Linked DNA regions of Homo sapiens: region 2 is linked to region 1. A link is an interaction called in ENCODE POLR2A ChIA-PET data of the cell type or tissue named here. Cell type or tissue: PC-9. All regions are shown on one strand. Each heading gives the region's core, and the rest is flanking DNA. Links, peaks and the distances in the headings are about the cores only.

What was found. Peaks named below come from ENCODE experiments on the same cell type or tissue, not always from the same donor. Only the 100,000 strongest peaks of a DNase experiment are listed, where the experiment ranks them.
Region 2: POLR2A ChIA-PET joins it to region 1 with 5 read pairs; 1 of 35 experiments calls an interaction of 5 or more read pairs at or near these places.

Annotation. Positions count from the first base shown.
Region 1 is chr10:84,491,107-84,496,864 of GRCh38, forward strand. All of the region lies in intron 9 of CCSER2 (coiled-coil serine rich protein 2), which reads left to right. Among named protein-coding and RNA genes, the nearest start is that of CCSER2, 170 kb to the left of the region's middle. In PC-9, for the core only: no CTCF peak of the experiment used is centred there; a DNase peak (open chromatin) is centred at 3,355; H3K4me3 peaks cover 2,275 bases; H3K27ac peaks cover 3,149 bases.
Region 2 is chr10:84,334,638-84,340,395 of GRCh38, forward strand. The region is part of intron 1 of CCSER2 (coiled-coil serine rich protein 2); the gene reads left to right. Among named protein-coding and RNA genes, the nearest start is that of CCSER2, 8.9 kb to the left of the region's middle. In PC-9, for the core only: no CTCF peak of the experiment used is centred there; DNase peaks (open chromatin) are centred at 1,954 and 2,734; H3K27ac peaks cover 1,170 bases.

The sequences.
Region 1 (5,758 bases), core at 269-5,268:
TCTCAGATGGGTACCCAGCCGTGTGAGTTTTCAGTCTGCCCCTACTGGGGGGTGCCTCCCAGTTAGGCTACTTGGAAGTCAGGGACCCACTTGAGGAGGCAGTCTGTCCATTCTCAGATCTCAAACCCCATGCTGGGAGAACCACTACTCTCTTCAAAGCTATCAGACAGGGACATTTAAGTCTGCAGAGGTTTCTGCTGCCTTTTGTTTGGCTGTGCCCTGCCCCCAGAGGTGGAGTCTACAGAGGCAGGCAGGCCTCCTTGAGCTGAGGTGGGCTCCACCCAGTTCGAGCTTCCCGGCCACTTTCTTTACCTACTCAAGCCTCAGCAATGGCAGACACCCCTCCCCCAGCCTTGCTGCCACCTTGCAGTTCAATCTCAGACTGCTGTGCTAGCAATGAGGGAGGATCCATGGGCGTGGGACCCTCCGAGCCAGGCACAGGATATAATTTCCTGGTGTGCCGTTTGCTAAGACTGTTGGAAAAGTGCAGTATTAGAGTGGGAGTGACCTGATTTTCCAGGATCCGTCTGTCACCCCTTCCCTTGGCTAAGAAAGGGAATTCCTTGACCCCTTGTGCTTCCCGGGTGAGGGGATGCCTCGCCCTGCTTCCACTCACACTCTGTGGGCTGCATACACTGTCCTGTCCCCACTGTCCAACAAGCCCCAGTGAGATGAAACTGGTACCTCAGTTGGAAATGCAGAAATCACCCCTCTTCTGGGTTGCTCACGCTGGGAGCTGTAGACTGGAGCTGTTCCTATTCGGCCATCTTCTTTGGTGTAATCTACATGCTTTCTTAGATTTCTTTCTGGGGTGGTTATAAGTGATACTGTTCGTTAAATTTCACTTTCCCTGTGCTGATTGCTGATACTTAGAAAAAAAATTGATTTCTGGGCCATGTGCGGTGGCTCATGCCTGTAATCCCAGCACTTTGAGAGGCTGAAGTGGGCGGATCACGAGGTCAGGAGATGGAGACCATCCTGGCTAACACAATGAAACTCTGTCTCTACTAAAAATACAAAATATTATCCAGGCATGGTGGCGGGCACCTGTAGTCCCAGCTATTCAGGAGGCTGAGGCAGGAGAATGGCATTATCCCGGGAGGTGGATAATTGCAGTGAGCAGAGATAGCGCCACTGCACTCCAGCCTGGGTGGCAGAACGAGACTCTGTCTCCAAAAAAAAAAAAAAAGAAATAAAATTGATTTCTGTATATTGACCTTGTATTTTGTGAACTTAGTAAACTCACTTATAAGTTTGGAGAGTTTTTCTGTAGTTTGGGGTTTTCTATGTTGACCATTATGTCATCTGTAAATAGTAACAGTGTTCTCACTTTTTGATCTGATGTCTTTTATTTCCCTTCTTTGCATTATGTCACCAGCTTGGATTTTCATTACTATGTTGAATAAGAATTATGAGAATGGGCATTCTTGCCTTTTTCCTAATCTAAGGGGAAAAAGCATTCAGTCTTTCACCTTTGGGTAGATGTTAGCTATCGATATTTGGGAGATGGTTTTTATCAAGTTGAAGTAGTTTCCCTCTATTCCTAGATTGCTAAGAGTTTTTATCATGAATATGAGTTGGATTTTGTTACTTTTGTTTTGGTAATTGCTATGAACCTATGAGTTTTCTTCTTTAGCCTGTTGATTGCACTGATTGATTTTCTAATAGTAAACTAATCTCATAGGCCTGAAATAAACCCCCTTTAGTCATGGTATGTAGTTCTTTTTATATATTCCTGAATTCTAGTTAGTAGTATTTTGTTAAAGATTTTTACATCTGTATTCTGGGGGTTAATGCTTTTTATTCTTTATTTTTCTTTTGTTGTACTGTCTTTGTCTGCTTTTGTATTAAGTTAAACCTGGCCTCATAAATACTTTGGAAGGTGTTTTCTTCTCGTCTGCTTTATGGAAGAGATAGTGTAGAATTAATGTTTAATTCTTCTTTAAACATTTAGTAGAATTTAGCAGTAAAATTATCTGGGCCTGGAGATTTCTTTTTTGGGAGTTTTAAAGTTATAAATTCAACTTCTTTAATAGTTATTGACCTATTCAAATGACTTCTTTCATCTTGGATGAATTTTGATAGTTTGTGGTTTTGAGGAATTGGCCCTTTTTCTCAGTTGTCAAATATATGACTGTAAAGTTGTTCATAATATTCCTTTATTACCTTAATGGCTGGAGGGTCTGTAGTGATATTCCTTATTTCATTCTGATTTTGGTAATTTACCTTCTCTCTTTTTCTTTGTCAGTCTTGCTAGTGGTTTGTCAATTTTACAGATCTTTTCAAAGAACCAACATTTTGTTTTCTTGATTTTCTCTGTTTTTCTATGTTCAATTTCAAGGATCCTGCTCTTTTATAGTGAAAGTGAGTTTATTAGAGAAGTAAAGAAACAAAAGAATTGTTACTCCATAGACAGAGCCCTGAGGGCTGCTAGTTGGCTATTTTTAATGGTTATTTCTCAATCATATGCTAAGCAAGGGGTGGATTATTCATGAGTTTTCCGAGAAAGGAACGAGAATTTCCCAAAACTTTAGGTTTCTCTTCCTTTTAAACTATATAGGGCAGCAGTCCCCAACCTTTTTGACATCAGGGACTGGTTTCATGGAAGACAACTTTTCCACAGATGGGGAGAGGGTTGTGGGAGCAGTGTGGATGGTTTCAGGATGATTCAAGTGCATTACATTTATTGTGCACTTTATTTCTATTATGATTACATTGTAATATATAATGAAATAATTATACAACTCACCATAATGTGGAATCAGTGGGAGCCCTGAGCTTATTTTTATGCAGCTAGATGGTCCTGTCTGGGGGTGATGGGAGACAGTGACAGATTATCTGGCATTAGATTATCATAAGGAGCAAGCAACCTAGATTTCTCGCATGTGCAGTTCACAATAAAGTTCCTGCTTCTGTGAGAATCTAATGCTGCTGCTGATCTTACTGGAGGCAGAGTTCAGGTGATAATGCAAGCAGTGGGCAGTAGCTGTAAATACAGATGAAGCTTCAACTCAACTGGCCTGCTGCTCACCTCCTGCTGTGTTGTCAGGTTGCTAATAGCCCATGGATTGGTACTGGTCCGTGGCCCAGGGGTTGGAGACCCATGATGTAGGGTAACTTCCAGACATTCCGATGGCATTTGTGAACTGTCAGGTGCTGGTGGGAGTGTCTTTTGGCATGTTAATTTATTATAATTAGCATATAATGAGCAGTAAGGATGACCAGAGGTCACTTTCATTGCCATCTTGGTTGTGGTGGGTTTTGGCCAGCTTCTTTACTGCAACATGTTTTATCGGCAGGGTCTTTGTGAACTGTTATCTTAATGCCAACCTTCTCATCCAGTGACTCATCCGGTGACTGAGAATGCCTAACCTCCTGGGAATGTAGTCCAGCTGGTCTTATCCTCATTTTACCCAGCCCCTGTTCAAGATGGAATTGCTCTGATTCAAATGCTTCTATTTCCCCCTCCCCTTTACAAGGGGACCCTTAATCCTAAAGGTTGTAGAGGGACCAAGATCCATCTTCTGTAGTATCCTTTGGCTTAATAGGGGTGATGATATTCCTTCCTAACTTGTAGGGTCTCTTGTATTCAAGGTAGAGTGAAGCGCAGTCATAAAGCAGCTATGTGGTGAAAGCCATTCATAACTCTGAGTCCTGACAAAAGGCGATATTTGGGAGACCAAAGTATTATCTGTTCATGGTTCGTTATGGAATATATTACCGGAAAGGGGTCTGATCCAGACCCCAAGAGAGGGTTCTTGGATCTCACACAGGAAATTTTGGGTGAGTCCACAGAGTAAAGTGAAAATGAGTTTATTAGAGAAGTAAAGAAACAAAAGAATGGTTACACCACAAAACTGCTGATGTCTGCTTTTTTTTTTTTTTCTTTCTTCTTACTTTGGGTTTATTTTGGTCTTATTTTCTCTAGTTTCTTAAGACATCAGTTTAGCTTATTGATGGAATTTTTTTCTCTTTTCTGTCTCTACTTCAGCTGTTTCCTACATATTATATATTTTTTCAGCTGTTTCCTATACATTATGTATTTTCTTTTGCATTCAGTTTGATATGGTTTTTTTTTTTTTTCTCTTGAGACTTCCTCTCTGACTGACCCATGGATAACTTAGGGGTATGAATGTTAGTATCCAAGTGTTTGGACATATTCTTGTCATCTTTCTGTTATTGATTTCTAATTTGATCCCATTGTGGTCAGAGAACACATTCTGTATAATTTCAATATTTTAACTTTGTTGTGGTTTGTCTTGTGGCCCAAACTATGGTCTGTCTTGGTAAATGTTCTGTGGATTCTTGAAAAGATTGCTTTTTGCTATTGTTGGATAGAATATTCTGTAAGCATTGACTAGGTGCTGTTGTTAGTGGTGTCCTTGAGTTTTATGTCATTGCTGATTTTCTTGTCTAGTTATTTTTATCAGTTGTTGGGATGGGGTGTTGAGCTCTCCAACTGTAATTGTAGATTTGGCGATTCTCTCAGTTTTATGAGATTATGCTTCAGCTACTATACGTTTCTGCAGTTTGGTGTGCTGTTAGGATCACTGTGTCTTCTTGGTAGATTAACCTTTTTATCATTTTGTGAGGTCTCTTTCTATATGTGGGTATTCTTTTTGCTCTGAAGTCTATTTGATAATAATATAAGCACATCAAATTTCTTTTGTTTTTTTTTTTTGGCGTGGTATATCGTTTTCATCTTTTATTTTAAAATATATATATTTTTATACCTAACATGAATTTCCTGTAATCTGCATATAGTTAGGCCATGAATCTACCAATCTGTCTTTTAATGGGTATATTTCAGCCCTTTATATTTAATGTAATTTTTGCTATGTAAGTCTGCCATTTTATTTTTTTCTTTTTTCTTTATTTCTGTTTTTTCTTTTCTGTATATTAGTTTTTTAATAATTCTATTTTTATTTATATATAGTGTTTTGAGTTTATGTCTTTATAATAATGTTTTAGTTGTTGCTGTAGGCATTATATTTCACACACACATACATATATATTTAACTATATATAGTCTACTACATGTAGAAACTTTATGTCCTTTTAAGTCCCTTTTCCTCTCCCATTTATAAGTTTCTTAAATATTTTTTATGCGTATTTTAAGAAGTACATAAGAAAATGTCACAGCCATACAAGGGTGGAGGCCTACACTCCCCAGTCCTCCCTTTCTTTTTTCTTTTTTGAGACGGAGTCTCGCTCTGTCGCCCAGGCTGGAGTGCAGTGGGGTGATCTCGGCTCACAGCAAGCTCCGCCTCCTGGGTTCATGCTGTTCTCCTGCCTCAGCCTCCCAAGTAGCTGGGACTACAGGCGCCCGCCACCACGCCCGGCTAATTTTTTGTATTTTTAGTAGAGATGGGGTTTCACCATGTTAGCCAGGATGGTCTGGATCTCCTGACCTCGTGATCTGCCCGCCTCGGCCTCCCAAAGTGCTGGGATTACAGGCATGAGCCACCGCGCCCGGCCTTCCCAGTCCTCCCTTTCTGATGGGAATGGGGGCTGGGGCCACAGGTTTTTCTGTGGTGTTAGGTAGATTACTGGATACAAGTTTCCTGCATTGCTAGTCTTCCTCTTTCCTGATCCTTTGGCTAGAGTGTGCAGGCTTTCTTAAATTTTTTTTTTGTGTGTGTTCCTTGTCATTTCCAGGGGCTGGCTTCTCTATCACTCATTTTAGGATACATTAGGCAAAAAGAAAATCACCATATTTTTCCTTGGGTCCCAAGCTGGTCTCACTTTTTCTCTCTAC
Region 2 (5,758 bases), core at 495-5,494, 160 kb before region 1:
TTGAAGACTGTTGGTCTTAAAAATGCCACAGATTATTCCAAATAATTAAGAATCTCTGTTTTCTTTGTACTTTATAGCTACGTAAGACAGGGGCTTGTTTTAAATTTTCTTGGTCAGCTCCTAACTTACTTCATATGTCTGTTTTTCAAAGAGTTACTTGGTAAAGGAATTTGCTATTGATTTTTTTCTACAACCATTTGCTTCAGGCCATCCTTACCCTCTGTTCTCTGCCTTCTCCTGTTTTCATCTACCCTGTTTCTGTCCTTGATAAGGACAGTGGGAAAGGGAAAAGAGAAAAAGCATGAGGGATTACTCCTTCCTTCCCTTTGTTATGGTAGTTGTTACTGCTCTCCTCCCTGCCATCGCTGCTCCCAGCTGTTCACTTTGGCATGGTCTCCTACCCTGTATCTTGAGTTCTGTGTGTGAGAATAGAAATGCAAGGCATGGCTCTTTAGCTGAGGAACGATGGGCATCTCAGGGTTTTGGTCCTTCTGTGATCTCTCTTTTGGTGCCTGGTATTGAAAAGCCCAGTGACATCTTGTATCTGAGCAAGTGTTTTCTGTTCCCCAGCATTCTACTTCTCTCTCTCTCTTTTTTTTTTTTTTTTTTTTTTTGAGACAGGGTCTCTGGACCCAGGCTGGAGTGCAGTGGTGTCATCATGGCTCACTGCAGCCTTGACCTCCTGGGCTCTAGCTATCCTCCTGCCTTGGCTTCCCAACCTGTACTCAACCTGTAGCTGGGACTACAGGCATGTACCACCATGCCTGGCTAATTTTAAAAATTTTCCATAGAGACAGGGTCTCCCCATGTTACCCAGGCTGGGCTGAAACTCCTGGGCTCAAATGACCCTCCTGCTTTTACCTCCCAAAGTGCTGGGATTACAGGTGTGAGCCACCACAACTGGCCCTGCTTTTCTTTAAAATGCAAAATTAAATTCCAGTCCTGTTTTTTTGAGTTGCCTACCCTCCTCCCCAACACTGCCCCCATGTCAAGATTGCAAAACCTTTGATGACGAAGGCCCTAGTGAATACGCTAGGGACAAAGAAGCAAGACAGATACCAGAAGGTACTTTGAATTGTTGTTGTCATCATATTAATGATATTTCGTTGCAGCCTGAGTGCTTTAGGGCAATTTGAGAGCTTTCTCTGACCATTATCTCTTGGCAGCCAGTGTTAGGGTTGGGAGTTATATAATAATTTTCTCTGAAGATCTTAGCTTAGAAAAACAGGGACTATTCATAATAGCTATTTAAGTCTGTAGAATGGACTTGATGATATTTTGGTCAGAGTTGGTAGGCCACTTTATAGGAAACATCCAGGTGATATTTCTTTTCGGGGTGGGGAGGCAGGGATGGCCATCTTTCTGTTTTGTTTTGTTTCTTTTCCTTATTTAAAATTTTTTCTCAGGTATATTTTCCTCATTTTAGGAGTAGTATGGTATGGCTTGTCAACCTTTATTTATTATTGGTACTAGCTAGAGATGTAGACTTGGCCATTGTTGTGGCCTTTCTTGCAGTCATGTTTTTCCAGGACTTGAGATGTTTTACATTCTAAATTCCTTCAATCCTGGCTTAGAGAATAGATTCTCAGTCTGGATTTTTCTCATTCATTCATTCAAGAAATGTATTCCGAGCACTTGCTAGGAATAGTTCAGTCAACAAAACAAATTTTCTGCCTTTGTGGAGCTTACATTCTAATGACAAGATACAGAAAATAAGTATATGTGTAATATGTCATCTATTACATTGCTGTGGAGAAAAAGCAGGAAGAGGTGAAAAGAACATGTGAGGGTGATGCTGCTGTTTTATCTAAGGTGGTTAGGGAAGGCTGTAATAAAAACTAGTATTTGAACAGAGATCTTGAAGAAAGAATGTGATCTATGCAGATATTAGGAGAGAGAGAGTACTTGATGAAGATAGAACTGGAATACAAAGATCCTGTGGCTGAAGCTTGCTTGACCTGTTCTAGGAGTGGCAAGTAGGCCAGTGCAGGCATTGAGGGGAAATGATTGGTAGATGAGGTCAGAGAGGTGGGTTGGGTTGGGGGGATATGCCTGATCATATATGGCATTGTAGGCCAGTGAGACTGGCTTTTAAAAGGTGGGGAGCCACCAGAGTTTTGACTTGTTATAAGTAGAACTCTCAGCTGCTATGTAGGGGTGGCGCATAATGAGATTATTTAGCAGGCGCAGCAGTAATCCTAAGTGGGAGATGATGATTTTAGGCAGGGATTGGGAGAAGTGCCCACATTTTGTATACATTTTGAAGCCAGAGCCAACAATTTAATGATGGATTGAATGTGGGCTGAGTTTGGCCTGAAAAACTGGACAAATGGAGTTAACATTTCCTGAGATGGGTAAGAGCGCAGAAGAAGCAGGGTTTTAGCGGGGGAAGTAACGAGTTCAGTTTTGGACATTTTAAGTTAGTAATCTGAGTGGAGATATGGTGAAGAGAGCTGGGTATGCACAAGTCTGCAGTTCACAGCAGAGGTCTGGGTTAGAGATATATAAATTTGCAGTTATTAGCAGAGAGATAGTATGTAATGCCTCGAGAATGGATTAAAATAATTTAGGGAGTGAATGTGGCTGGAGAAGTCCCACAAGTTAGCCTTGGGATCCTGTAATGTTTTCAGAGGGAGAGAAACTAGCAGAGGAGACCAAGAAGCCGCACGCCTATAAAGAAGGAAGAGAATTAAGACTGAGTTGTATCAGTGAAGCCAAGTGAAATGTTGTAAGAAGGAGCGAGTGAGTAATCAGCTGTGTCAGATGCTATTAGATTGAGGACTAAGATAAAGCAATATGAAAATCATTGGTGACCTTAACAAGTTGTTTCTGGTTTAGTGGTGGAAGTGAAGACTTGATTGGAGTGGGCTTAAGAGAGAATTGGAGGAAAGGAATTGTAGACTGCTGGGATAGACAGTTTCTTCAAGGAGTATGCTGTAAAGTAAAGCTAAATAACAGGGTGGTAGCTGGAGGGGATGTCCAGTCAAGGAATTGTTTTTTAAAAGATGGATGCTCTTCTTTTTTTGTATTCTTATTTACATACTGTAAACCAAAAAGTATCTGAGACAGGTCTCAATCAATTTAGAAGTTTATTTTGCCAAGGTTAAGGATGCATGCCAGGGAGACAAGTCTGTCTTTCTCCAAAGATGATTTTGAGGGCTTCGGTATTTAAATGGAAAAAGCAGGCTGGAGGGGCAGGAGAGAGGGTATTATCACATTACTGAATCCACATGTTGCGAAGGAAAAGGAGCAGGTAGGGGAATAGTTGGTTATGTATTTGTTAAGGTGAACACTGAGTAGTTACCCGTGGACACATTTAACTTTTTATCTGTAGCTATCAGCTTAGAAACAAAAGGAGAGGGGGCTGGGCACGGTGGCTCAGCCTGTAATCTCAGTACTTTGGGAGGCTGAGGCAGTTGGATCACCTGAGGTCAGGAGTTCGAGACCAGCATGACCAACATGGTGAAACCCCATCTCTACTAAAATACAGAATTAGCCGGGCATGGTGGTGCATGCCTGTAATCCCAGCTACTTGGGAAGCTGAGTTGAGGCAGGAGAATTGCTTGAACCCGGGAGGCAGAGGTTGCAGTGAGCCGAGATCACGTCATTGCACTCCAGCCTGGGCAACAAGACAGAAACTCCAAAGAAAAACTTAAAAAAAAAAAAAACAAAAAAAAACCCCAAAAACAACAAACCAAAAAAACCCCAACAAAAAACAAAAGGAAAAGCAGCTTCTTTTGTGACTCAGCTTCCAGCTTACTTTTTTTTCTTTTGGCATAGTGAAATTAGGGTCCCAAGTTTTTACTTTCACAATACAAATATATGTAGTTAACAAAATGTTTCAACAGAGAAAAAAAATGCAGGATCTACGTCGTTGAAACGTAAATGAAATTAACTTTATCCTCATCTGTGCACTCAAGGTCCATCATCATCATCATGATGGACTGTACTGCAGTTTTGTGCAGTGCTTGCCTTGTAGTAGCTTCAAAATTTTGATTTAGCAACCTATTTGTTATGGTAGTTTTACCTTTTTAAAAATAAAAGTTAAATTGCAGAACAAATGAGCAACTTTTCCAGGGAAATTTTGACAGCTACTCTTCTCTACCACCCCTTTTTTTCCTAATGTACCTGATCTCATTTTACTGTAACTGCTTATGATTATTGAGTTGATGTTTGAGATGAATTCAGAAACTGTGTTGAAAGCACATATTACAGTTATAGCACTTTATATGCCTCTTTTCGTGGTTCATTTATGTTTAAGTAAATAGTAGTCAATATTTAGTGTTGGAGCATCATTACAGTTGCTTCTTAACCCTCTTCATTGGTCTTTCTCCAGATTTTCTTCCCTTAGCCACTGATCCATGCCCCAAGTTTTGGATTTCCGAAACACAGATCTGACCAGGTTCTGTTTTTGCTAAAAAAAAATCTTCTGTGGCTCCCTATTCTCTACAGAAGTTAATTTTTTCTTTTCTTTTCTTTTTTTTTTGTTTTTTTTTTTGCCTGTTTACCTACCTTTTGCCTGCACATGCTTTAGGGGATCTGGAGTGCTCCCTAGGGTGTCTTGCTGTGTTGGCCAGGCTGGTCTTGAACTCCTAGTGTCAAGCAATTTTCCCACCTTGGCCTCCCAAAGTGCTGGAATTATAGGCGTGAGCCACTGTGCCCAGCCTCTCCAGGGGATTCTAATGCACATGTGATGTTTCTTACCATAGGACTACAGAGTAAAGATCAGATTTTTTATTAGCATACAGATAGTACTCCAAGAGGAGATTCCATGAAAATGAGAAATGCTTTGACATCTCTCTGCTTTTGCACATACTATTACTTTTTTTTTTTTTAAATTTATTTTTTATTTTTTGAGACGGAGTTTTACTCTTGTTGCCCAGGCTGGAGTGCAATGGCGTGATCTTGGCTCACCGCAACCTCTGTCTCCCGGGTTCAAGTGATTATCCTGCCTCAGCCTCCCAAGTAGCTGGGATTACAGGCATGCGCCACCACGCCTGGCTGGTTTTGTATTTTTAGTAGAGACGAGGTTTCTCCATGTTGGTCAGGCTGGTCTCGAACTCCCAACCTCAGGTGATATGCCCGCCTTGGCCTCCCAAAGTGCTGGGATTACAGGCATGAGCTACCGTGCCTGGCCACTATTTCTTTTTTTGTAGAATACCATTCATCTTCTCAGCCTTCTCATTAAATCACTTTATCTTTTTTATTTTTTTATTTTTTTGAGACGGAGTTTCACTCTTGTCGCCCAGTCTGGAGTGCAAAGGCACAATCTCTGCTCACAGCAGCCTCCGCCTCCCAGGTTCAAGCAATTCTCCTGACTCAGCTTCCCGAGTAGCTGGGATTACAGGTGCATGCCACCACGCCCGGCTAATTTTTTATATTTTTAGCAGAGGCGGGGTTTCACTATGTTGGCCAGGCTGGTCTTGAATTCCTGACCTCAGGTGATCCTCCTGCCTCGGCCTCCCAAAGTGCTGGGATTACAGGTGTGAGCCACTGCACCTGGCCATCACTTTATCTTTTTAAGAGCCCAACATAGATGCCTCTTCTTCCAGGAAAGCTGCTAGACATATGTTCATTATGCCTCTTCCATCTGTCCTTCATTATATTCTGTTACTTGTGTTCCTGTTAACATTATGAGGTTTTTTTGTTATAGTATTTGCTGTATTTTACTGTTTGTTTTCGTGACAGGTTGCTCTCTTGCCCCCACTTATAGACACTCAATAAATTTTTTGTTGAATGAATGAGTAAAGCAAATAAT